3 separate regions of the Homo sapiens genome follow, and all the other regions are linked to region 2. Evidence: chromatin loops called from intact Hi-C (ENCODE). Cell type or tissue: endothelial cell of umbilical vein. All regions are shown on one strand. Each heading gives the region's core, and the rest is flanking DNA. Links, peaks and the distances in the headings are about the cores only.

Region 1 (8,096 bases), core at 1,542-6,541, 310 kb before region 2:
TCGCTCTCCTGCTGCTCACCTCCTGCTGTGCAGCCTGCTTCCTAACAGGACATGGACCAGTACCTTATTCAACTGTACAACAGTTAAATAACTGAAGCTTGCTGGTATAGCCAAGAGAATGGTAATTTTAAATGGAAAGTTATTGGGGGAAAAGCCATCTTTAACTTGCTCAGGACAGCATTTAACTATGCCAGTAGAACTCAAACCTTGAACACCCCATCAGAAAAAGTTCTGGACACGCACCTCCAATAATTTTGTTTTTTGAGACAGTCTCACTCTGTTGCCCAGGCTGGAGTGCAGTGACGCAATCTTAGCTCACTGCAACCTCCGTCTCCCAGGTTCAAGTGATTCTCCTACCTCAAGCCTCCCAAGTAGCTGGGATTACAGACATGCACCACCGTGCATGGCTAATTTTTATATTTTTAGTAGAGACAGGGTCTCACCATGTTGGCCAGGCTGTTAATATTTCTTGATAAATTATATTGAATTATATACATTATCAAACAAAAAATTAAATGATAAAAAATATATAAAAATAAAAGCCAAAGATTTTTTATTCTGTACTGCAGAGATAAATCTTGCCCCCATTTTTTCCAGACTGAGGTCTCTGGAAGGCAGGGACTATGTCTTTTCTTGTTACCTTAAACAAGTGCCTTACATTAAAGGTCTAAGTTTGTTGAATGGCCGAGGCAATAAATTAATATACTCCACACTTATGCCAAACAGAAAACAGTCACAACAGAGGAAGGCAGTGTTGAGGGAGCTGGAAATCCAGAGACTTCCATTCCAGTCCTTGCTATGGCACTGACTAGCTGTGAGACCTTACGCTATTCACTTCCTATCTCGTCTTCAGTTTCCTTGTGAAATGACAGTTGGATTCGCTGGCTTCTAAGGAGGTATCTAGCTCTACGTAGTCTATGAAATGCTGTATTTATTGTGTCCTCATATAAACACAGAATCAGTTTATCATCCAAAGATGGAAACATGTATATTTTTGTAGTGGATGATATGAATCTCATGTGTATTGATACTTTAGAGAACAGCCTAGTACCTTCCACAGAGCACCACAGGGATTGTCAGCAGAGGTGACTCAGTCAATCTTTGTTTTCATCGTCTCTCCTCAGCAGTTGCAGCTAACTAGCCATAACCCTTTGCAGCCCAGACCTACTGTGGGCTGCCCTGCATTTCTTTTGACCCCTTGCTTATCTGCCACTATCTCTGGCTGGGAGAGCTGGCATCTCTTTATAAAGCTTAAGTCCTAGGGGAAAAGAAGATAATGGTGTTCCTTTTCCTGGATCTCATCCTTGCACCTTCTCATTGAAGTTAAAAACTCTTCTGCCCCTCCAGGTTCATTTACTGCTATTCACAACCTATCCATATTTTTTTTTTCACTTTTTTGCCACCTTAAACATACACTCCATTGAAACTGCTCTCTGACTTTAGGTGGGGCCTTGTGTTCTACTGGTCAGTTGAGCTGATAAGCTACAGCCTAGCTTATTAGTAGAGCTTCTAGACTAATACAACAAGCAATATCATAGTAGTTATATAATCCAAATACAAAGGAAAAGGACATATTATAGAACTGAATAACAGTTGAGGGGGTGCAGTGGCTCACGCCTGTAATCCCAGCACTTTGGAAGGCCGAGGTGGGCAGATCATCTGAGGTTGGGAGTTCGAGATGAGCCTGACCAACATGGTGAAACCCCATCTCTACTAAAAATACAAAATTAGACAGGCGCGGTGGCACATGCCTGTAATCCCAGCTACTCGGGAGGCTAAGGCAGGAGAATCGCTTGAACCCAGGAGGCAGACGTTGCAGTGAGCCGAGATTGCGCCATTGCACTCCAGCCTGGACAAGAGCAGAACTCCATCTCAAAACAAAAAAAAACCCAACAAAACACCACCACCACCACCATCAGGCTTATGGCGTAATCCCAGGATTTTGGGAGGCTGAGGTGGGCAGATCACTTGAGGCCAGGAGTTCAAGACCAGCCTGGTCAACATGGAGAAACCCCCATCTCTACTAAAAACATAAAAATTAGTCTGGCGTGGTGGTGCATGCCTTTAATCCCAGCTACTCGGGAGGCTGAGGCATGAGAACCACTTGAACCCGGGAGGCGGAGGTTGCAGTGAGCTATCGCACCACTGCACTCCAGCCTGGATGACACAGCGAGACTCTGTATCAAAAAACAAAACCAAAACCATTTGACTTATTCCCTATTCAAACGAAACCAGGTGGCAAGACCCACAGATATTTCTAAAACGTGTACAATAATAATGCTCCAAAAAGTCCCTCGGTGTCTCCCATTGCTGGCAGAACAAAGATCAAACTTTACACACTTCAAGGTTTTCTACCAACTGCCTGTGCCTCTCCCCCTAGTCTTCTCCCTTACTGGTTATGTCCTGGAGGTAGACTAAACCCCAGACAAGCCAAGTAACTTACAGTTCTGCTCAAAGCCTCCAAATGTTTGCAACTTGTCATTATTCCTGTCTCTTGCTCATCTTCCTATCTCTACCATTCAAAACCCAGCACCTAGCACATATTTGTAGTTGCCTTAGTATTCCTTAGTATTTGCATAGTACTTTAAAGTTTTTAAAGCACTAAAATACATTATCTTGCTCTTCCCCAAACCACCCTGTGATGTAGCCATAGTAGGTGGCTTTGTATAATTTTATAGATTAAAATAGACTTAGACACATTAAAATGATTTGCCCAAGATAAAAGCTGTTCAAGTGAGAGAGCAAGAGAACCTCTGGTCTTCTGACTTCTAAGTCTCATTCTTTCTCAGTATGTTTAACACATGGTAACCAGGAACTTGGAAATTTACTTAGAAATAACAACAACAAAAACCTACTGGATGCTGGGAATGAAAAGTGAGTCACAGACTATAAATTGTAGTTTTAAATTAAAATGAATACCATTAATGTGGTGCTATCAATGTACAGAGGTTGGTAAACTTAAAACACAGCAACAACCTATTTCCTATCTATCTTTTGAGAACTGAGAACCAAGAATTAAAAACACTTTTGTACATCTCAAATGTGGCTAAATCTATTGTTCAATGTACCTTATTCAAATGCTTCTGATCTCAAATCCTTTTTTTTTTTTTTTTTTTTTTTAAGATGGAGTCTTGCCCTGTCGCCCAGGCTGGAGTACAATGGTGCAATCTTGGCTCATTGTAACCTCTGCCTCCCGGGTTCAAATGATTCTCCTGCCTCAGCCTCCCGAGTAGCTGGGATTACAGGTGCCCGCCACCACACCCAGCTAATTTTTGTATTTTTAGTAGAGACGGGGTTTCACAATGTTGGCCAGGCTGGTCTCGAACTCCTGACCTCGTGATCCACCTGCCTCGGCCTACCAAAGTGCTGGGATTACAGGTGTGAGCCACCGCGCCCGGGCCAGCCTATTTCCTTTAACTTTGGATACATTTCTTAAAAGCCTGGTTATGACAACAATGAAGGCTATATGCTGGTTATCGTTTATCTCCAATCCTTCATGGCATGTAGTAGGAGCTCAATAAATACTTGCTCTGGGAACTGTTTTAGGGTGCTGGGGAATTACTGATATCCAATTTGCTAAAGTGTTTTGGACATTGACTAAACCTTGATTTAGCTGCTGCACGCAGATTCCCTGCTGCTGGACCCAGTTACCACTTAAACCTCCCAATCCTAACAACGGTAATACAGAAAAGAACCACAGTAAACCAAGCTGCAGTGAATCCAAAGCTCGCTTTATTTCCTCAGTGGTCATTCTGTGGCAGGCAGCCAACAAAACAGTGATAGTTATATTGCAGCTCATCCTTGGGTTGAAAATCTGGGATAAAATCCTTGGGCTTGTTTGTAGTAGTGTTTTATGACTCAGTTTCCTGTTTCATCCTCTGAGCTGGAGGACAGGAAGAAAGTTTAAGCACCTAATTGTGATCAAATTTCATCTTTACTGCCCTCCTTTCTGTATCTGGTGGGATTTTGTAAGACACATCGTTATAAAAGCCCCTTGACTTATGATGGGGCTACATACTGATAAGCCCCACTGTAAGTTGAAAATAAAACAATAATGTACTTTTGACAGAAGCACCTCCATTTATGATGTGGCTATGTGCTGATAAGCCCACTGCAAGTTGAAAATAACGTAAGTTGAAAACTTTTTTTTTTTTGGAGACAGAGTCTTGCTGTATCACCCAGGCTGGAGTGCAGTGGTGTAATCTCAGCTCACTGCAACTTCCACCTCCCGGGATCAAGCAATTCTCCTGACTCAGCCTCCTGAGTAGCTGGGGATTACAGGTGCATGCCACCACACCCAGCTAACTTTTTTATTTTTAGTAGAGACAAGGGGTTTCACCATGTTAGACAGGCTGGTCTTCAACTCCTGACCTCAGGCAATCCACCCGCCTCAGTCTTCCAAAGTGCTGGGATTACAGGTGTGAGCCGCTGCCCCCGGCTGAAAATGTACTTTTGACTTACGGTATTTTCCATATATGACTGGTTTATCGGAACGCAGCCCCATGGTAAGTTGGAGTGTACTGTATTTGTAGTGCTTTGCATAAAGTCGAACAATCATAAATCGAACCATTGTTAAGGAACCATGTGTATTTGGAATTTTGTGAAGCCAATATTGAAGTGTGGGACTAAGACCCATACACCAAAATTGCTAGTCTTCAAGCATGTTAGCTCTTTCTAGTCCATCAAACACTATATTCTAGATATTACACATAGGCATTAAAAAGTAGAGTCTAATGGGAAAAAAAAAAACTTAAGAGTCAGGGAATCAGTAGGTTTGTAACCCCAACCTGTTCCCTCATCTGTAAAACAGGGGTGGTACCACCAATCACCGCTACCACCTCCACAGGACTGTTGAGTGGGGAGGAGTCAGAAAAGGCATAGTGCCGGTACAGACACGGCGGAGATACCCTCACACACCACCTCATCAACCACAGAGCCTGGGTGACAGGAAAATCCTGGTTTGGCATCTTCTAATAACTTCAGAGATCTTAAAGATTTGTTCTAGTACTAACCTCACAGAATTCTATAGGAAGAGAGAATGAAGAGGCCAAATAAAGTAGCTTCACTTATGGTATTTGTGCAAGGCTATTCAAAGTATACAGATGTGGAACGTTCACAGAAAATGTGTCTTAAAAGGTAGACAATATAAATGATAGTATGAACTCTGTTGTAACCAAGTTCGAATAATGGCAAGAAAATCTGGAAGATCCTATAAAAGCAACCTCATTTGAAACTGCTAGTTAGAACTACACCTTATTTGCAGGTTATATGCCAAAGTCAAGTCTAAAGAAAAACTGCACAGTTAAAAGTGCCCTAGAAAATCCCTCTAGGAATGAGGACCACATAATATTTCTCTGTCATCAAATTCAACACAAGTCAGATTTTCCCTCCAGCATCCCACCAGATTAAGTAGTTGGCTTTTGTTTACAGATCACATTGTTTGGATGGCATGTATCTTTGAACACTAGGAGAGAAATATGCTCAGTGCCTTTCAATATGAATCCACTGACTGAGTGAAATGGAAGTCCACACTTCCCATTTCATGGTTGTTCTAGGGCATAAATTACCTGAGTGCAACAAGTGGAGCTGAGATTAAACGAGATTTAAATAAATGAGATTATTTATTTATGATTAAATGCATACAGCTCAATTACAAAATAAGTGTGTATCATTCACCAGCACTGTGCTTCCATTTTAGAAACACCCAAGTGAATATGGCTTCTCTACCAATCTTTTAAAACTTCTGGATGTGATCCACAGTAAGAAATTCATTGTAAACTGTAACCCATTACACACGTATGTGTAATACATATGACAAAAGATACACAAAATATTTATTACATGTCATGTACTTGATATATTCCTCCTGTTATATTTTGTTAAAAAAAAAACTGAGCTGGGCGCGATGGCTGAGGCCTGTAATCCCAGCACTTTGGGAGGCCCAGGTGGGTGGATCATCTGAGGTCAGGAGTTTGAGACCAACCTGGCCAACATGGCGAAACCCTGTCTCTACTAAAAATACAAAAATTAGCCGGGCATAGTGCCTCATGCCTGTAATCCCAGCCACTCAGGAGGCTGAGGCACAAGAATCACTTGAACCTGGGAAGTGGAGGTTGCAGTGAGCCAAGATCCCACCACTGCACTCCAGCCTGGGTGACAAAGCAAGACTCTGTCTCCAAAAAAAAAAAAAAAAAAAAAAATTTAGGCTGCAACTCAGTAGTTTTCTTGATCCCTAACTGGGTTACGGGAAGAACACTGAATTTCAAGCTCTTAACTATTCAGAGTAGGGCAATATCTCAGGGTTAAGGAAAACAAATCAAGCCAGCATATTTGTCCATAATATTTTAATACTTTTCCACTTTAAATACTGGTTTTAATTCTGTGATTGTAACATGGAAGATCCAACTTTATTGTGTTTAAAAAACATCATCAGGATCATAAAGCTATTATAGAAGTTACTCTACACACTCCCAAGGTACTTTAAAATGATTATGTTTTGAGTCTGTAGATGAACCATGACAAAATCCAAATACATCGTCTGTACAACTCGGACTAAATACTGGTGAAAAGTGTTTAATTGGACAAATAACTGATAAGCTTAAAGATAACCAGCACAATTTCACAAGAGAACCAGCTCAGCCCAACTAAAAATTTCTTAATAGCAATTGACACTGAAGTTGTATTAAGTGTATAAATTAGTTGATGAAACTGAACAAATAGAAAACCCATTCCTCCTTTTCCTTATTTTGCCTTCTTACACCTCCCTTGCAGATATAACCCTCCTTTGGTTTAGCTACCCCTGTGGCAATTCCAAACCAAGTACTGCAGTGATCATCCTCTACCTCAAAACCAGGAGTCCTGAATTCCAACTGAAACACTGTACTCTCTTGTCCTGTACAGTGGGCAGTCAGGGACAAAATCCCCACATCACCAATATATTTCAAGTTTCTAACATAGCACAAAAGAGTAACTGAGTAGAAAAGAGAGTAAAGGGTAGTTTTTTTTCTTTTAGTTTGGGGGAAGACAAATATCTGTAGATGAGAAAACATGAATATTCAGGATGTAGGAATCAGCTTAATGAAAATAATTGTAGAGGGTCTAAATGTTGTCCAGAAGGCCAGTACCTCTCCAAATTCTGACCTCTTTTGGACTCTTTCCACATTCCCCAATTTATTTCTCAATCTGATTGGGTGGGATTAACTCTAGTGAGGTACAAGTGCAGTTATCTAAAGGTAAAATGTTATCTTTTCTTCTTTTAATACAAATATTTTAGTGTAATCCTTTTATTTACAGAATCAATTGCAAAAGTATATCATCACATTTAGTCCAAATGCAACTAATGATAATTAGATTTAGATATTGCTTTGTAAACTTGCCATACTTCTGTAAAATAAAGCTATCCAATTCAGTTATGAAAGAGTTAACTGTCTGTGTTCATGATAGTTACCAGAAATGGCAAACAGAGAAACATTTATAGTGCGCATATAGAATTTTTTTGAAGATTCTTATCAGCGGCTATGGTGAATAAACCTGCCCTCCCCAACCCCCCCATTCTCCCATCCCAACCCCATACCCCACAGCTGATTGTAAAATAAAATACACATTTGAGGTATAAATTTTTCTTTTTTAAACATCACAATATAAAATGTTAACTGGTGATGTAGTAAACCAACATGATAATTTGTCTTATTTGCCTTACTAGCATTACCACCATATAGGCACTTTTCCACGTAGTCAAATTATGAACAGCATTTTTCTATAAGGCATATTCCATGCACATCATTTACAGAAAGGTAAATTAAAAAATAGAAAAGATTATGGAGCATGAAATCCGCGTGCATGTAATGTAAGCATATGTTTTATATGTATTTTTCTCTCTGTACAGAATAATAAATATCACTATATCTGATGCAAGTAATTCACTTCCAGGATTGTGCATATTAAGCGATCAGACTAATCCCATCATTAAATTATTATCTTGCACTTATCATTAAGACTCCATTACCATGTATGTGATATATACAGGACATGTTCCATGTAACATGATTTTCCGCTTTACAAAATGGGTCTGATTTCTGTGTTTTTACAGAGCTGAA
Region 2 (8,096 bases), core at 1,305-6,304:
AATTAATTTCCCAACAGCAGAAACGTAGATTTATAGCAGGTTTGAGAAAAACAAGTATATATATTAAAAAAAAAAAAAAAACTGTAACAGGAAAAGGCAGAACAAGTACCAGTCATCATAAATTTTTATCTTCTCAACATGTTATGTAAGTGTTTACTAGTCTATGAACTCTCAGGAAAAAGACTTTTTGACAAAAGGTCATCAAATGTGGACTCACCACTGTGACTGGATGATGTTTTTCCACAACAACTGAGCTCATGGGAGGAGAAACTCCCATTATAGCTAAACTGCTGCTAATTCTATTTTTTGAAGCAAAATCACATCTTCCTGTGATCCGGGCTGTAATAGTTCTTCCTGCTTTCTGTTGTGCAGAGGTTACAACTCTTGGCACATACTAAGAAGAAAAAAAAATAAAAGAAGTAACAAGGTGGCAGAAAATCCACAGCAAAATCTATTGATTCCATAAATTATGAAGAATACACAGGCACTTAAAATAACTGTATGTTCAACCAACTTTAACATGGAAAAAACAAAATCACAAGACGAAAAGCAAAACAAAACTGAACACCCCAAAATATCCCTTTAACCTGAGTATGCCAACGATTTTATAAGATTTTAGAAACTTAAAAAACCAACTTTTTTTTTTTAAATGATAGATTTATAGAAAGACACAGAGATCATATTGAAAAGTACTGTGTGCTCTTCACCCAGTTTCCTGCCATGGTTACATCTGACATAATTAGAATATAACAAAGTCAAAACCAGGAAGCTCACCATGAGATAATGCCTGTGTATAGATCTCTGTCATTTTATCACCTAAGTTCCTGTTAACTATCACTCAATCAAGATACAGAATACTCATCACCACGAAGATCTCCCTCGTGCCACCCTTGACAGTCATATCCATCTCTCTGTTCCTTCCCCAACCATCCTTAACCTCTGGAAACCATTAATCTGTTTTATGGACTCTTTGATCCTTAAGCATAATTAATATTATCATTACACATATGCTTCTGTGTTCTGCCTTTTTTCCTTCTCATTTTATTAATATACTTTTTTTTACGAGGTAATACAGAGACCTGCTATAGTTCTTAATGAGATGGTTTTTATACCAACATACTACTTTGTCTTTCTTTTTCTATTACATTTAGCACATTTTGCAAAAGAAAAATCCTCTTTTGAGAGTTACTTCTGTATAATAAAAATATATTGCAAACAATGGAACGATCATATCAAAAAGTATTATCAGCTTTTATAGCTTTTGCTGCTTATCGCTGGATAATACTCCAGAAAAATATTTACAGCAGGAATAACACGTAAGTGGACTATTTTTCCACTGTCAATCAATTACACAGCCGCCTGTTTAAGTCTGAGGTGAAATCTACTATTCAAGTTGTGGTTCTTTATTAATGTTTCATATTTGTATTCCATTTTGTCAACTATTCATCTTATTTGCTAAGAATTGAAAGGATATTAATATTTAAATTTAATAGTTCCTGACGAGTACTAAACTCATTTAATAATTATAGATACTTATCTCAGAGTGTAAACGATTTCCCCATTTCATGTATTTGTCTTAATTTTCAATGCACATCCATTTTTTTAAGTTGTGGTTAATCCTGTCATTAATTTCCTCTTGCTTCCATGATGAAACCAAAACCAGCTTTGGACAGCTGAGGTAGTTATATTCTTATAACATTTACTTATTTTGGCTTAGCTTATTAAAACATTTGAAATTCCAGTGTGAAGTATTAATCTAAATTCATTTTTTCTCTAAACAGTTTTTCCAAAGGCATTTATTAAGTATCAATCTTTTCCCGATTATTATAGTTCATCTGTGATTCTCCATATAGCTGCATCTAGCTACACACAGTCACAGCTGTATACTGAAATGGGAAGAGAGTGGGCTTCAGGAGAGATGTCTCTGGGAAAATTAAAATGACAGAGTATTGATGTTTTTGGAAGACCCTATGGAAAACAGCATTCAGTGGGGTTTTGTAATCCTTGGAGAGTTTGGAAATAATTCACTATAGTTGGATAGAAAACCGAAGATAAAAATGAAGCAATTAATTCTAAGAACAAAACATTATACCAGAAAGGAAATGTAGTCATAGTACACATTCATGGCTTAGCTATATTAGTAATCATAAATGATTTAATCTGAAATGGGAATATCTATAACATACAGGGAGGATAAGGAAAGTGAAGAGAGAGAGAAGGAATAAGGTGGCATCAGGAGGCCAAGTCCTCTTATCTGTAATAAGTTAACAGATAATGTTTGAAATTAATAAATGTAGAAATAATGATATAAACATACTATTTAGGAAAAAATGGAAACAGAAGAAACAGCTAACAGAGTTAGGGAGAGGAATTTAGAAGACTGTTTCTCACTATAGTCCTTGTAAAAATGATTTGGCTTTTTAAACCATAAACTTCTATGGATCTTATGAAATTGAAAAACTAAATCTCAGATTTAAAAATATTTACAAATATGTTTTTGTGGACTAAATTCATGCTTCTGGCCTGAGGGAAACTTTGTCCTATTACTTATTACAATAAGGGACAAAAAAGATTTTACAAACTCCTGAAGATGCTTAAATGCTATTTCAAAATAGAAAACTAATTGCTGGCAGGAATATTCTTTGCCAAAATGTGGAAATAAGTACAATTGAGTTTGTAACTTTCCTCCTGCCCAATCACGCTTGAGGGGTGTCCTCTCAGTAGCCATGATTCTCACCTGGAGCTTCAGGTGTGAATGAAAAACTAGAGAAGTCTGGACTGAAGAAAATTAGAGTAGCAGGAAAAATGCTCATAGATGATAAGCTTCATTCAACCCAGCTCAGAATTGCTTTAGAATGCCTTCAATAATTTGAAAATATATACTCCTGTAAATAAAATGACTTCTAAAAGACTTCTAAAAGAAATCTCTATACGCTCATTGAATTAAATAGAAGTTGTCTTAAATGGCTCGCATGTTTACTGTCGGCTGCTTGTTTTCAGATGGTTTGTCACTTGTACTTGTTAATGTTTATTTAATGTATTAAAAATTGTATAAATTGATGAAAAAGTTGAAAATGCATAAGGACAATTTAGAAATAATTCATAAAGATAAATTATTAGAAAAAAGTTGCTACTAATCAGGGGGAGGAAAGAAAAACCTAGAAGGATTCTCTAATCAGATTGTTTGGAAAGTTTTGTTAGGTTCATGCTTTACAGAAACTGAAATTGGAGATCATAGAAAATATATTGGGTGTGGTTTATATTAAAAAGATGACAATTACAATCTTTGACCCCACATTCAGTTTGGCTCCACATTTAAAACCAGCAAATTAATACATATTTATGTTTTAGGATAAAATAATGCATTAGGTATGTATCATTCTCTGCAAATTAAATGACCACTTACTGGTACCAATCATGTTGGAGTTCATTAAATTTATCAGCTTAGCTGACTTTAAAAAATGCTATAAAAATAAAAATTCTAGCATTTTAAGCCACATCAACATAAGCAACAAAATTGAAAGGAGTAAGAAAAAAAATGAAATGACATTAAAAACAGTATTTGTAGCTTAATATTTGACAGAGAGACAGTACAGATCATTGGTTAAGAGTAAGAGGTCTAAATCAGATTTTCAAAGTCTGAATTCCAAATCAGTTACTAATCGTGTCCTTAGGCAAGTTGCATACTCTCTAAGCCTCAATTTCTTCATTTATAAAATGGAGAACGCAGTACCAACTCCCTAATGATACCCTTTCACTTTCTATTCAAATGAAGAGGAAAATTAGAAGAGAAACTTTACTAAAGGTCTTTACCAAATAGCTTTAAAATTCAGTGAAAAATATTTCCCCTCAATTATTCCAATTGAAGTTAGAAAAAGAATAAAATGCCATCTACTGTTCAACTTTATGAACTGCAATATGCTTGCTTGTATAACTGTCCAGCCTTTTTTGAAAAATGGTTTCCACCATGAAATTCTGATATTGTCTTTAACATACTGAGGATGTCTGCATTAAAGAAAATCATTTTAATATTATTATTTTTTAAATAATTTTATTTAAATTTAAATAATTTTTTAAAATAATAATATTTTAAAATAAGATATTATTTTATTAGCATGGTAATCTTCCATTCTCCAGTTATTTGTTTGCTAATTCTCTGTACTTTCTGGACCTATCTCCTTTTAGCTACTGGAAATACCAAGAAAAACTGAAAAAAATTTTTGAATGTTCATAGGAAGCCTCTGTGATTAAAATGACAAGAAAGATAACCAAGCCAGGATTGCAAATCTCTCTCTTCTTTTCCTATTCCCAACAATGATGGTTTCACAGTAAGTTAGCCAACTACTGGATTTATTCCTACTTTTGTTATCAAGTTTCTTTTAAAAACAAAAACACATATTTGAGGTAAATCTGAGTATTTCAACTATATAAGGAAGGAAGAAAACTAAGATTATACTTAGAGATAGATTTAATTGTGATTCTCTTTTCTCCCTGGCCCTAAAGGCCACTTACTTATGTGACTGAAATGGAGTGTGTATCTGTTTTTGAAGAAGTGGATATAGTGGGATAGGGCAGACAGGGAAGGGCTGTCTACAGAATATTATGGTTTTCAGGTTTCAAAGACTTCAACACTATCTCCGATGACCAGATTATTCAAAAAGTTAGCAATAAAAAGGGTGCTAAGCAAACTCATTCATTCAGTTCTTCCCATACATATTCAGGTTTACATATAAATGCAGATGTACCCATGAAGTTACATTTTAGGAAGAGAATTTTGAAAAATCTAGCTCCGCGTGTGTTAACTGCATATGCAAGATGAATGAGAAACCAGAACATAAACACAGTGAGTGAATGTTTAAATGAGGTCATCTGTGCAGGATCACACTTCAAAATGTGTAATCATGGAAAACAAACACAGCTGAAAATATGTCAGAGTTGAATTTTAGTGTTTTATTTCTTTCTTTTTTTTTTTTTTTTGAGACAGAGTCTCACTCTGTCACCCAGGCTGCAGTGCAATGGCATGATCTTGGCTCACCGCAATCTCTGCCTCCCGGGTTCAAGTGATTCTTCCACCTCGGCCTCCTGAGTAGCTGGGATTACAGGCGCATGCCACCACGCCCGGCTAATTTTTTTGTATTTTTGTAGAGACAGGGTTTCACCACATTGGCCAGCGTGGTCTCAATCTCCTGACCTTGTGATCCACCTGCCTCGGCCTCCCAGAGTGCTGGGATTACAGGCGTGAGCCACTGTGCTCGGCCAATGTCTTATTTCTAAGTCACAGCTCCCCCACATAAATTTCTCTTAGCCATGTGCTAGATATTTTTCAAACTCTTTGTGTCAATAATTGGTAAATAACTGATCTCAATGTATTTTCTCCCAAAGTTAGTAGCTCTCGAAAGGTAAAAATTCAAACCTGTTAGAATACTAAAGGTGACCACTTGTCTGTCTCAATACCTCCTTTAGCTACAGACAGCCGTCCAGAGCAATGGCACCTTCTGATGGCCTGCCAAGGGAATTTTAAGACCTAAAACTTATTCTGCCTCTTCTTTCCTCTTATGTAAGTGGTTAGGAGTTGGGGAGAAGAGGAAGACAAGCAAATCAGAATCATCTCAGGAGCTTTATAAAACTATACATGCCTTTATACCAGATCCACACCACAGCAGGAAAGAAGTTAACAGTGTTGTTTTTTTTTTTTTTTGAGACAGTCTCGCTGTGTCGCCCAGGCTGAAGTGCAGTGGCGTGATCTCAGCTCACTGCAACCTCTGCCTCCCTGGTTCAAGCAATTCTATGCCTCAGCCTCCCAAGTAGCTGGGATTACAGGTGCCCACCACCATGCCCGGCTAATTTTTTATATTTTTAGTAGAGACAGGATTTCACCATCTTGGCCAGGCTGGTCTTGAACTCCTGACCTCGTGATCCACCCTCCTCAGCCTCCCAAAGTGTTGGGATTACAGGCATGAGCCGCCGCGCATGGCTTTTTTTAAACTGACTAACTAATCACTGCTAGCTCTGCACAGGTGAGTCTGATAAGCTTGGCTTGCATCTGTACTCCACCCTTACTTGAGAAACATGGTTTGCAGAATACAAGTTTAACAACAGGAGGCTAAGGAGTTAGAGCCACGATGTGCTTCATCTGAAACTCTAGTTAAAAAAAAAAAAAAAATTAGAGACAGGGTCTTGCTCGTTGCCCAGGCTGGAGTGCAGTGGTGCAGTCATAACTCATAGTAACCTTGAACTCTTGGGCTCAAGCGATCCTCCTGCCTCAGCCTCCTGAGTAGCTGGGAGTACAAGTGCACAGCACCATGCCTGACTAATTTTCTACTTTTTTGTAAAGATGAGGTCTCGCTATATTGCCCAGCCTGGTCTCAAACTTCTGGCCTCAAGCAAACCTTTCACCTCAGCCTCTCAAAGTACTGGGATTACAGGTGTGAGCCAATATGCCCGGCCTCTTACCATATTAACAGCTTGATCAATTTCATTTCAGGCAAGTTCTCACACAAACCTTCCATCCCCATTTAACACTATCCTCTTGGCACTTCTCTAATAGCAGCTCACTGATTCTAGGAAAAACTATTCCTCTCCATTCCAATTACAAATTACAAATTAAAACTCGATCAAGATGGAGTTACTACAGAGCAGTGTTAGTGATATATCTGCATTTAGGAAAAAGGAAAGGTGTTAGCTGAATAGAAAATATAAAATTAAATATACATTAACCTCCCACACCTTTGAAAACACCCAATAGTGTTCTTCAAACATAGTCTGTCCTTCACTCTTTCTCAAATTAAATCTACTTTTCCTACATAATTTTTTTTTTTTTTTTTTTGCGACGGAGTTTCACTCTTGTTGCCCAGGCTGGAGTGCAATGGCATCATCTTGGCTCACTGCAACTTCGCCTCCGGGGTTCAAGCAATTCTCCTGCCTCAGCCTCCCGAGTAGATGGGATTACAGGCACACACCACCACGCTCGGCTAATTTTTTGTATTTTTAGTAGAGGCGGGGTTTCACCATGGCCAGGCTGGTCTTGAACTTCTGACCTCAGGTGATCCGCCCACCTCGGCCTCCCAGAGTGCTGGGATTACAGGCGTGAGCCACCGCGCCCGGCTCCTACATAATTTTTGAAAAATATAAAAAAGTTCTTTGTCTTAATTATCACTACTATGACAGCACTTTCAGGTATTTTCATTACAATTTAATGCTCTAGTCACTTTGTGTATTAAATATTTTCAGTGACTTTGCCTAAATACCACAGATTTTTTTTTTCTCCATAGGAAAATATTTTATGAGTTCAAAATATTAAATTTACAAACAAGCTTTTTTTTTTTTTTTGAGATGGAGTCTCGCTCTGTTGCCCAGGCTGGAGTGCAGTGGCGCGATCTCGGCTCACTGCAAGCTCTGTCTACAGGGTTCACGCCATTCTCCTGCCTTGGCCTCCTGAGTAGCTGGGACTACAGGCGGCTGCCACCACACCCGGCTAATTTTTCGTATTTTTAGTAGAGACGGGGTTTCACCGTGTTAGCCAGGATGGTCTCGATCTCCTGACCTCGTGATCCACCTGCCTCGGCCTCCCAAAGTGCTGGGATTACAGGTGTGAGCCACTGGGCCTGGCCGCCCTTTTCATAAGGTGGGACCTGTATAAACTGTACTAACCATTTCTTCTGATGCAGCAGTAGCTGCAGATCCTGCACCAAGAGCAGAAACAGGAACGTGAACAGAAGATGCGGAAGCAGCCCTGGTAGAAGTCATCGAAGCAGCTGAGGGAACGGCAGTCGCGCTGGCTCCTCCGACGGCGGCTGGTGGGGATGGCAGCAGTGGTGATGTAACTGGTAAGGGCATCGGAGGAGCTGAAGGATCCAAATGAGCAGAATGTTCTTTTCCTTGAACACCAGGACCATACTCTTCCTTTTTATTATTTGTGGAGTCTATCCCTATAAATCACAAATTAATTCCATTCAAATTCTTCCAGGTTAGGACTACTATTATCTTCCAAACAATGAAAACACATACTGGCTAAAGTTTGGTCCTAACAAAAATTTAGATGTTTACAGTATATTAGATACAATGTTCAGTTAATACAGTTTGTCAGTATTAACTGG
Region 3 (8,096 bases), core at 1,542-6,541, 100 kb before region 2:
CTCTGTAGAAAATGGTAAGCAACTTATTAAGACTATCAAACCAAGAAGCAGTGAAAAAAAAAAACCCACAACTCTTTGAATTAATCCAATTAATTTATTAGCCTGCATAGGTAGAAGGGATAGATATGTACCTTTATAAAAATGTAAAATCAGAAAATTTTAAAAATACCAGTGGGTTTTCTGAGTTAAACATGTGGAATATCACATATAAACAAAATGTGATTGTTAAATCTCTGAGCTTAAGAGTCTGCAGAGTCCCTGAACAAAGTAATTTTATAGCAGTTATTTTCCTAAGGTCTAACTAACAAAGAGTTTGGATGGCATTGAAGCTGAGGAAGTTGTCTGTTTAAAGCGGCCTTTTCTTGTTGTTAGAAAAGACTAGCCTCAAACATATCAAAACATTGGATGATTCTATTTTTCTTCATTTTCCTAATTTTCTATAATCTAATTATTATAGCAATTATGACTGTTTTTAGCTCTGCCAAAATTAATGACTTCCCACTCCCTTCTTTGCCTTAGACTTTATAATTTCAAGACTCCAGGGTTTTTTTAAAAAAATAATCCCTTTATGACCTATCCAAAAGCAATGCCAAGAAACATGCAGATATTACACATACTGCTTTCAACATTTTGTCAAAGGTATGATTATGTCTGAGATGTCCTGGACCCCTGAACAAAGTTCACCTGGATGAAAAAGTGACACAGAAGGGTTTGCTCACAACCCACAGGAACATTTCATGTGCACCACTCATTGCTTCAGACGGGCCAGGCAGTGCTGGGGAGACCTGTTTGTAACTTTCCCTGAAGCAAAAATGGTAGATCCACAATGACATTAATCTAACTCTCTCACATTATTTGTGACTCACATCATTTGATGCAAGTTTAATATGGGCATCAAATACAACTTCATTACCTTATTTAAAGTGCTAAGGGATAGCTCTCTCTTTTTTTTTATAGGAGCATTAAACAATAATCATCATTTCTCGACACAGGCACAGAGCAAAAGGTTTTCCTTATTTGGTGTAACTTTATTGTTTGAGGATGTGGAACATAAAGCCTGATGTCACTTTGTATAAAATCTTACTTTATTAATTCCTTACTTTCACAAGAGAATGGGGGAAAATCATTAAATAATTATGTCAAAGCATCCCCTGAGGGCCTCCCATAACAATTACTTGCATGATGTGTTTTAAAAGCTTTACATTGGGATTAAAGTAAATGTTTTCATTTTCTACTAATTTTTTTCTTTTTTTTGAGATAGGGTCTCACTGTGTTGCCCAGGCTGGAGTGCAGTGGTGCAGTCTCAGCTCACTGCAACCTCCGCCTCCTGGGTTCAAGCAGTTCTCCTGCCTTAGACTCCCAAGTATCTGGGATTAGAGGCGCGTGCCACCACACCCGACTAATTTTTTGTATTTTTAGTAGAGGTGGGGTTTCACCATGTTGGCCAGGCTGGTCTCAAACTCCTGACCTCAGGTGATCTGCCCGCCTCGGCCTTCCAAAGTGCTGGGATTACAGGCATGAGCCACCACGCCCAGCCTACTAATGTTCTTTTCATTTATTATAATGTCCAAACTCACTATGAATATGTGAATTTTTAATATCTATTGCTTTTAACATATTTACTTGTATATTGCCCTCTTCGTGTATTTTCATATTCTTAAACAATTGGAATAGTTAAACTTTTCTTCTCATGTGTAAATACCTGTGGGCTGGACTTTCAGGCGTGTCTCACCTCACATCATGCCATGGGAAATTGTCAATAGTGCATTGGAACTGTGGAAGGCAATTGATATATCTTCCTCTAAAGTCCAAGACATTGTTTTGCTGTTTCCCCATTTTCTAAAAGGTGTTTGTCTTTGGAAATATATTGCTAACTACCATCTCTACATACAAATAAAATAATAATTTTTTAAATGTTTACTCTCCCATGTAAATCTGGATGGTGAGTGCCAGATAATATAAGAAACTGAAATACCATACACTTTTTAGCACTTGTCTTCCAAATGAAATGCTTTAATCCTAGTGTTACATTCTGATTACCTTAGTTATGGGGATTATAAAGATGTTTCTGTCACAAAGCAAATAAGAAACTACTTCAGCTCTTAGTTACACAGCCAGGCCTCACAAAAAAGTAGAAAGTAGTTCAGATTGAAAAGGTACCTGAACATTCTGCAGCAGCTCTGATAATGTGTGAGAAGGCAGCATTCTTCACTTCCTGCTGTATAGTTCTGCTCTCACAGTGGCTCACCTGAGGGCAGGGTGGTAGAGGCATGAGGTACAAAACATGGCATAAAAAACTCTGCAGAACGGGTTTATGAATGTGGCAGATAACTTACTTGGTTTGCAGTTTTTCTGTAGCTTTCTTTACCGTGACTTCTACCCATCCAGATGGGGAAAAGGGCTCCAGGTAGATACCATTTCAATTGTTTCACAGTCTTTATTTTTTTTTTATTTTTTTTTATTTTTTTGAGATGGAGTCTCACTCTGTCACCAAGGCTGGAGTACAGTGGCACAATCTCAGCTCACTGCAACCTCTGCCTCCTGGGTTGAAGTAATTCTCCTGCCCCAGCCTCCGGAGTAGCTGTGCGCCACCATTCCTGGCTCATTTTTGTATTTTTAGTAGAGATGGGGTTTCACCATGTTAGCCAGGCTGGTCTCGAACTCCTGACCTCAGGTGATCCTCCCACCTCAGCTTCCCAAAGTGCTGGGATTACAGACGTGAGCCACCTTGCCTGGCCTGTTTCCCCTCTGAATTGTTCTACATTTTAAAACCAGCATATTAAAAAATGACAGGAACTGAAGCACATAAATATCAGCTAATGTAAGTTTGAAAATAAGGCTTATTGGCGAGGCAAGGTGGTTCACATTTATAATCCTAGCACTTTAGGAGGCTGAGGTGGGAGGATCAGTTGAGGCCAGGAGTTTGAGACCACCCTGGGCAAGATTGTGAAACCCTATATTTACCAAAAAATTATAAAATTAGCTAAGCGTGATGGCTCGCGCCTGTAGTCCTAGCTATACTCCAGCCTGGGCAAGAGGGAGACCCTGTCTTAAAAAAAAAAAAAAAAAAAGAGAGAAAGAAAATAAGCTTATTGTGTATGTGCCCTGGGAATTCAGATTTGGAAAACATCTGACTGAATTAACATCTATGACTTACTTCACACTACATATTTTAAATTTTTAAATTAATCAGATGTCTGTCATATTTATTTTATATTATCTTTAAAATTTTTTCCTAAACAGCCAAATACATTTTTCAAGTAATATACATTCGTATGCATCTTAAAACTAGAAATTTAATTTTTTCTTCTGTATTGACCTTAATTTGGAAAATATTTATATGTAATAAAATTACGAGATGGGATCAGAAAGCTTTGTTGCTAACCTTGGTTGTTATAAATACATTTAAATTGTATTTCTTCTACATTAAGCCAAGAAAACAGGCTTTAATAGATTTGTTCATGGAGACATTTTTAGTATCAGTATAGATTTAAGAATATTTTACAGTCCATTTATGAAAAATATAAATATAAAGAGGCAATAACCAGACTGGTATTTTTACTTTACTTTGTAATAATAGTTTATAGCCTATTAATAATAACGTCTCTTTTTCTTAAACTTGGATTATCCAATCAGACCTTCAGAATTTGTATATTCAAAGAAGCATAACTTTCACAGGTAATTTCTATTTATTACAAATGTGCCCTTAGTCAAAGTGATACTTTATAAACAAGCAAATCAAAATTAAAATCAGCATTTGAAAGAAGAAAATTCAGATTATTTTAACATCTAAAAGGTTTCTTCCATAAATGAAGAAAAGTTAAGTGTTTTTCCTTCTAAAAACAAAACTTATTTTCAGTATAATTATTATATATTGTTTATTATATTCTAAATTCTAATTTTCGAAGATTCTTTTTCTTCCTAAAGAAGAATAAAGAAAAGATTTCCTTTTTTTTTTTTTAAGAAAAAGGTAATGTGAACTGAAACCTAATTCTGAATTTCAATTAATTTAGGTACGAACATTAGTGAGTTTTACATAAGATATTTCCTTTTAATATTTATACTGTGGAAATGGATAATAGTCTTTTTAAGAAAAATTCATAATCAGTGTTCTCTTTAATGGTTATAAAACATTAAATGATAAATGATGGCATTTCTGATCTTGGATCCTAGAAACTAAACTAAACTAGATTTTTGTTTTTGTCTTCAGAAATAATGTAGGGAAACCTAACTTATGAAGTATATACTTCTTAAAATAAAGGTGAGTTATTTTCCTGTTTATGACTTAGATAATCCAGGAAAGGAAGTTAATAAACTGAGTGAGCATGAACGATCCATCTCTCCACTACTTTTTGAAGAGAGTCCTTCTGATGTGCAGCCCCCAGGAGATCCTTTCCAAGTGAACTTTGAAGAACAAAACAATCCTCAAATACTCCAAAACTCAGTTGTTTTTGGAACATCAGCCCAGGAAGTGGTAAAGGAAATTCGTTTCAGAATTGAGCAGAAAACAACACTGACAGCCAGTGCAGGTATTTAAAAGAGTATTGATGGCCACTGTAGTTATAATTTTCAGACTGGCTAATTTAAGTGTAATATTAGTAGTTTCTCATTATAAAGTATATAGTAACATTTTACTTACTTAGTCTTTCATTCAACTTCTAACAACTTTACCTATTCAGAATAGCTGTGAACCTAGTAAGTAAATTGGAATTAAGCAGACTATGAGCCTGAAGGAAAAAAAAGATTATACGTTTCTTTCTTTTTTTTTTTTTTTGAGATGGAGTCTTGCTCTGTTGCCCAGGTTGGAGTGCAGTGGGGCGATCTCATTCAGCTTACTGCAACCTCTGCCTCCTGGGTTCAAGCGATTCTCCTGCCTCAGCCTCCCAAGTAGGTGGGACTACAGGCGCATGCCACCATGCCCAGCTAATTTTTTGTATTTTCAGTAGTGACGGTGTTTCACCATGTTAGCCAGGATGGTCTCCATATCCTGACCTCATGATCCGCCCACCTTGGCCTCCCAAAGTGCTGGGATTACAGGCCTGAGCCACCGCGCCCGACTCATAAATTTCATATAGCTATCTTTTTCTAGCACAAAATATATTTTTATTGGTTTTGCATGTAATAACTTGAGTATTAGTTTTTCCTTGGGAGACTTCAATCCTGTCCAAGATTACATTGCAGGAGAGAACCCAGACGGCCACAAGGTAAGAGACAAAAGAAATACTAACTAGCAACATAGCAATCCAGAACAATCTGGTAAAAGGAAAAACAAATTTACATATGTTGATAACCCATGAGGCCATCACTGTCTCTTAACATAATAACTGTTATTCATCATGAGGACCCTGAACTATCTTGTAAAAGCCATATTGTGATTAGGTAAATCTTTTCTTTCTACACCAAAGCATGAGAATGAATAATGCATTTTAGGAAGATCTATATAACAATTAAAATGAACTGTTTAATGAATATATTTGAATATAGCTATTTCAAATTATCTTAATTAGGACTCCTAGAAATTGTGAAACATCTTTTTGAAAAATAGTAATTTGTTTTGTGAATAACATAAAAAGGATACACCATCTAATTATCATTATTTTAAATATACTGTAACCAGAATCTTTGATTTTTTGCTTTATGTGGATAATCTACGCAAAAGACATTTTCAAAGAGTAAACATCCACCCTAAATTATATTCTGTATCTTTTCTTAGAGATAGATATAGAACCACTATAAAAACAATCTGGGCTGGGCATGATGGCTCACGCCTGTAATCCCAGCACTTTGGGAGGCCGAAGCTCGTGGACTACCTGAGGTCAGGAGTTCGAGACCAGCCTGACCAATATGGTGAAACCCCCATCTCTACTAAAAATACAAAAATTAGCCAGGCATGGTGTTGCGTGCCTCTAATCCCAGCTACTCGGGAGGCTGAGACAGGAGAATCGCTTGAACCCAGGAGGCGGAGGTTGCAGTGAGCCAAGATCACGCCATTGCACTCCAGCCTGGGCGACAGAGCAAGACTCCATCTGAAAAAAAAAAAAAAAAATCTGTATTCCTACTAAAGGTAGTAAGTAAGCTAATAGTAACACTTAATATTGCTTAGCTCAGAAATTACTCTTACATTTTAAAATGTCATGGAGAATTAAATATTTCTCATTTTTGCTGCCACAATGACTGTAACTAGTACAATTTATTTTCCTAAAACCATAGCAAACCCTGGGGAGATAGATGGTAATCAAATGTTATTTTTAAAGTAGCATTATATATCATTTGAGATTTTTTGCAATTAACTTTTTTTTTCTGTTTTGTTATTGCATATTTAAAAGTCATACATATCAACTTCTTTGAGTCATCAGAGTATTCTTCTTTTAAGGCATTGCCCCAAATACAATGTTAGCAAAAGTATGCAGTGATAAGAATAAACCAAATGGACAATACCAAATTCTTCCCAATAGACAAGCTGTGATGGACTTCATCAAGGATTTACCCATTAGAAAGGTAAGATTTTTACATAAAGTTTATTTATATATGTACTCTGAATTCTGAAGAGATACTGTGTAGGCCAATAGTTAATCATTCTTTGCTTAAAAGTTTTAAAATAATAGATAAAAGCAAGAACTATAATGGATGATTGAATTTGGACTTGAAGAAACCTTTCTATGAAACCATAAAAGTGAGATTTAGCTTATTTGCTATAAACTTTTAAGAAAGTAATAATCAGATTTTTAAGTGAACTACTGCCAAGGAGAAGGGAAATTAAAAGAATATTTCTAACAGTCCTTTCATCTGTAACTTAGTGCTATCTTAGTTCTAAAGTCCAGATTGCTACTAGATTAATGGGCATGATGCTTCAAAGAGATTTAGAATTTTAATTGTTTTTGACAGAGAATAAACCAAAATATTTTGCCATTTTTAAAATGGTAAAATTATCCCTCAGGGGTTCCAGAAAGTGTATACTTTATTATTTTTTAGAGCTTCTAGATTTTTCTGCATATATACACTATTTTTTCAGTAATTGCACTATGCACTACTGTATATGATGTTCTAGGACTTGCTTTTCTCATTCAACATAATGTACATGAATGAATTTAAATATTTTTCAATGCTCAGTATGTAATATGTAATGATTACTGACTAGTATATGTGAGGAGTAGCTGCAAAGCAGTGTTTTCCAATATGTTTTTCAAGTATGGATAGATATTCCCTTTAAAAAGGTTCTGGGGTCAGATACCTTTGGAATGTACCATTGATGTGTCACTATGCATATTAATATATTAAAAATTCATAAATCTTGGAATAAAAAGTTTCACTTAAATTTGTCAATCCCACCATTCCCCAAGTTTATATGACAACAGCACTCCTTTTTTAATGCCTTTTGAAATTCCATGAAACGCTAGTTTAGTAAATGTGGTCAAAAAGTAATTAAAGCAGTTTTCTTGCATGACTTGTGAAGATAGTCACATTATTCATACCTTTTATCGATGATAAAAGATATAATGAGCACTTTGGGAGGCCAGGGTGGGCGGATCACCTAAGGTCAGGAGTTCAAGACCAGCCTGACCAATAAGAAGAAACCCCATCTCTACTAAAAATACAAAATTAGCCGGGTATGGTGGCGCATGTCTGTAATCCCAGCTGCTCAGGAGGCTAAGGCAGGAGAATCGCTTGAACAACCCAGGAGGTGGAGGTTGTGGGGAGCCAACTTGGCACCACTGTACTCCAGCTTGGGCAACAAGAGCGAGACTCCATCTCAAAAAAAAAAAAAGTGTAATGAGGTTGTAATCTCAATTTTTAGCTTCACTTTAAAATCTATTAATAATAAATATTGATTCTTTTCTAGGTTTCTGGAATAGGAAAAGTTACAGAGAAAATGTTAAAGGCCCTTGGAATTATTACATGTACAGAACTTTACCAACAGAGGGCATTGCTTTCTCTCCTTTTCTCTGAAACATCTTGGCATTATTTCCTTCATATCTCCTTGGGTCTAGGTTCAACACACCTGACGAGGTATCTATATGTATTGTCATTCTGCTTTTTCTTCAGCATTTGCTGCAATATCAGTTTTAACCATTGAGATGAGGCTATATGGATAACAT

The links. Peaks named below come from ENCODE experiments on the same cell type or tissue, not always from the same donor. Only the 100,000 strongest peaks of a DNase experiment are listed, where the experiment ranks them.
Region 1: a loop joins it to region 2, with 4 times the contacts of the local background. A loop is called at or near these places in 8 of 110 quality-filtered maps.
Region 3: a loop joins it to region 2, with 3 times the contacts of the local background. A loop is called at or near these places in 21 of 110 quality-filtered maps.

Annotation. Positions count from the first base shown.
Region 1 is chr5:75,364,776-75,372,871 of GRCh38, forward strand. It overlaps a transcript of CERT1 not described here. Among named protein-coding and RNA genes, the nearest start is that of HMGCR, 32 kb to the left of the region's middle. RefSeq lists an enhancer at 2,108-2,417. In endothelial cell of umbilical vein, for the core only: no CTCF peak of the experiment used is centred there; a DNase peak (open chromatin) is centred at 3,866.
Region 2 is chr5:75,677,557-75,685,652 of GRCh38, forward strand. POC5 (POC5 centriolar protein) reads right to left here. Exons shown (of 12, transcript NM_001099271.2): 10 at 7,651-7,928; 11 at 218-394. Among named protein-coding and RNA genes, the nearest start is that of POC5, 36 kb to the right of the region's middle. In endothelial cell of umbilical vein, for the core only: a CTCF peak has its summit at 3,904 (motif pointing left); a DNase peak (open chromatin) is centred at 3,795; H3K27ac peaks cover 367 bases.
Region 3 is chr5:75,576,920-75,585,015 of GRCh38, forward strand. It overlaps POLK (DNA polymerase kappa), which reads left to right. Exons shown (of 15, transcript NM_016218.6): 6 at 1-14; 7 at 4,290-4,529; 8 at 6,374-6,498; 9 at 7,841-8,007. Among named protein-coding and RNA genes, the nearest start is that of ANKDD1B, 30 kb to the right of the region's middle. In endothelial cell of umbilical vein, for the core only: no CTCF peak of the experiment used is centred there; a DNase peak (open chromatin) is centred at 4,412.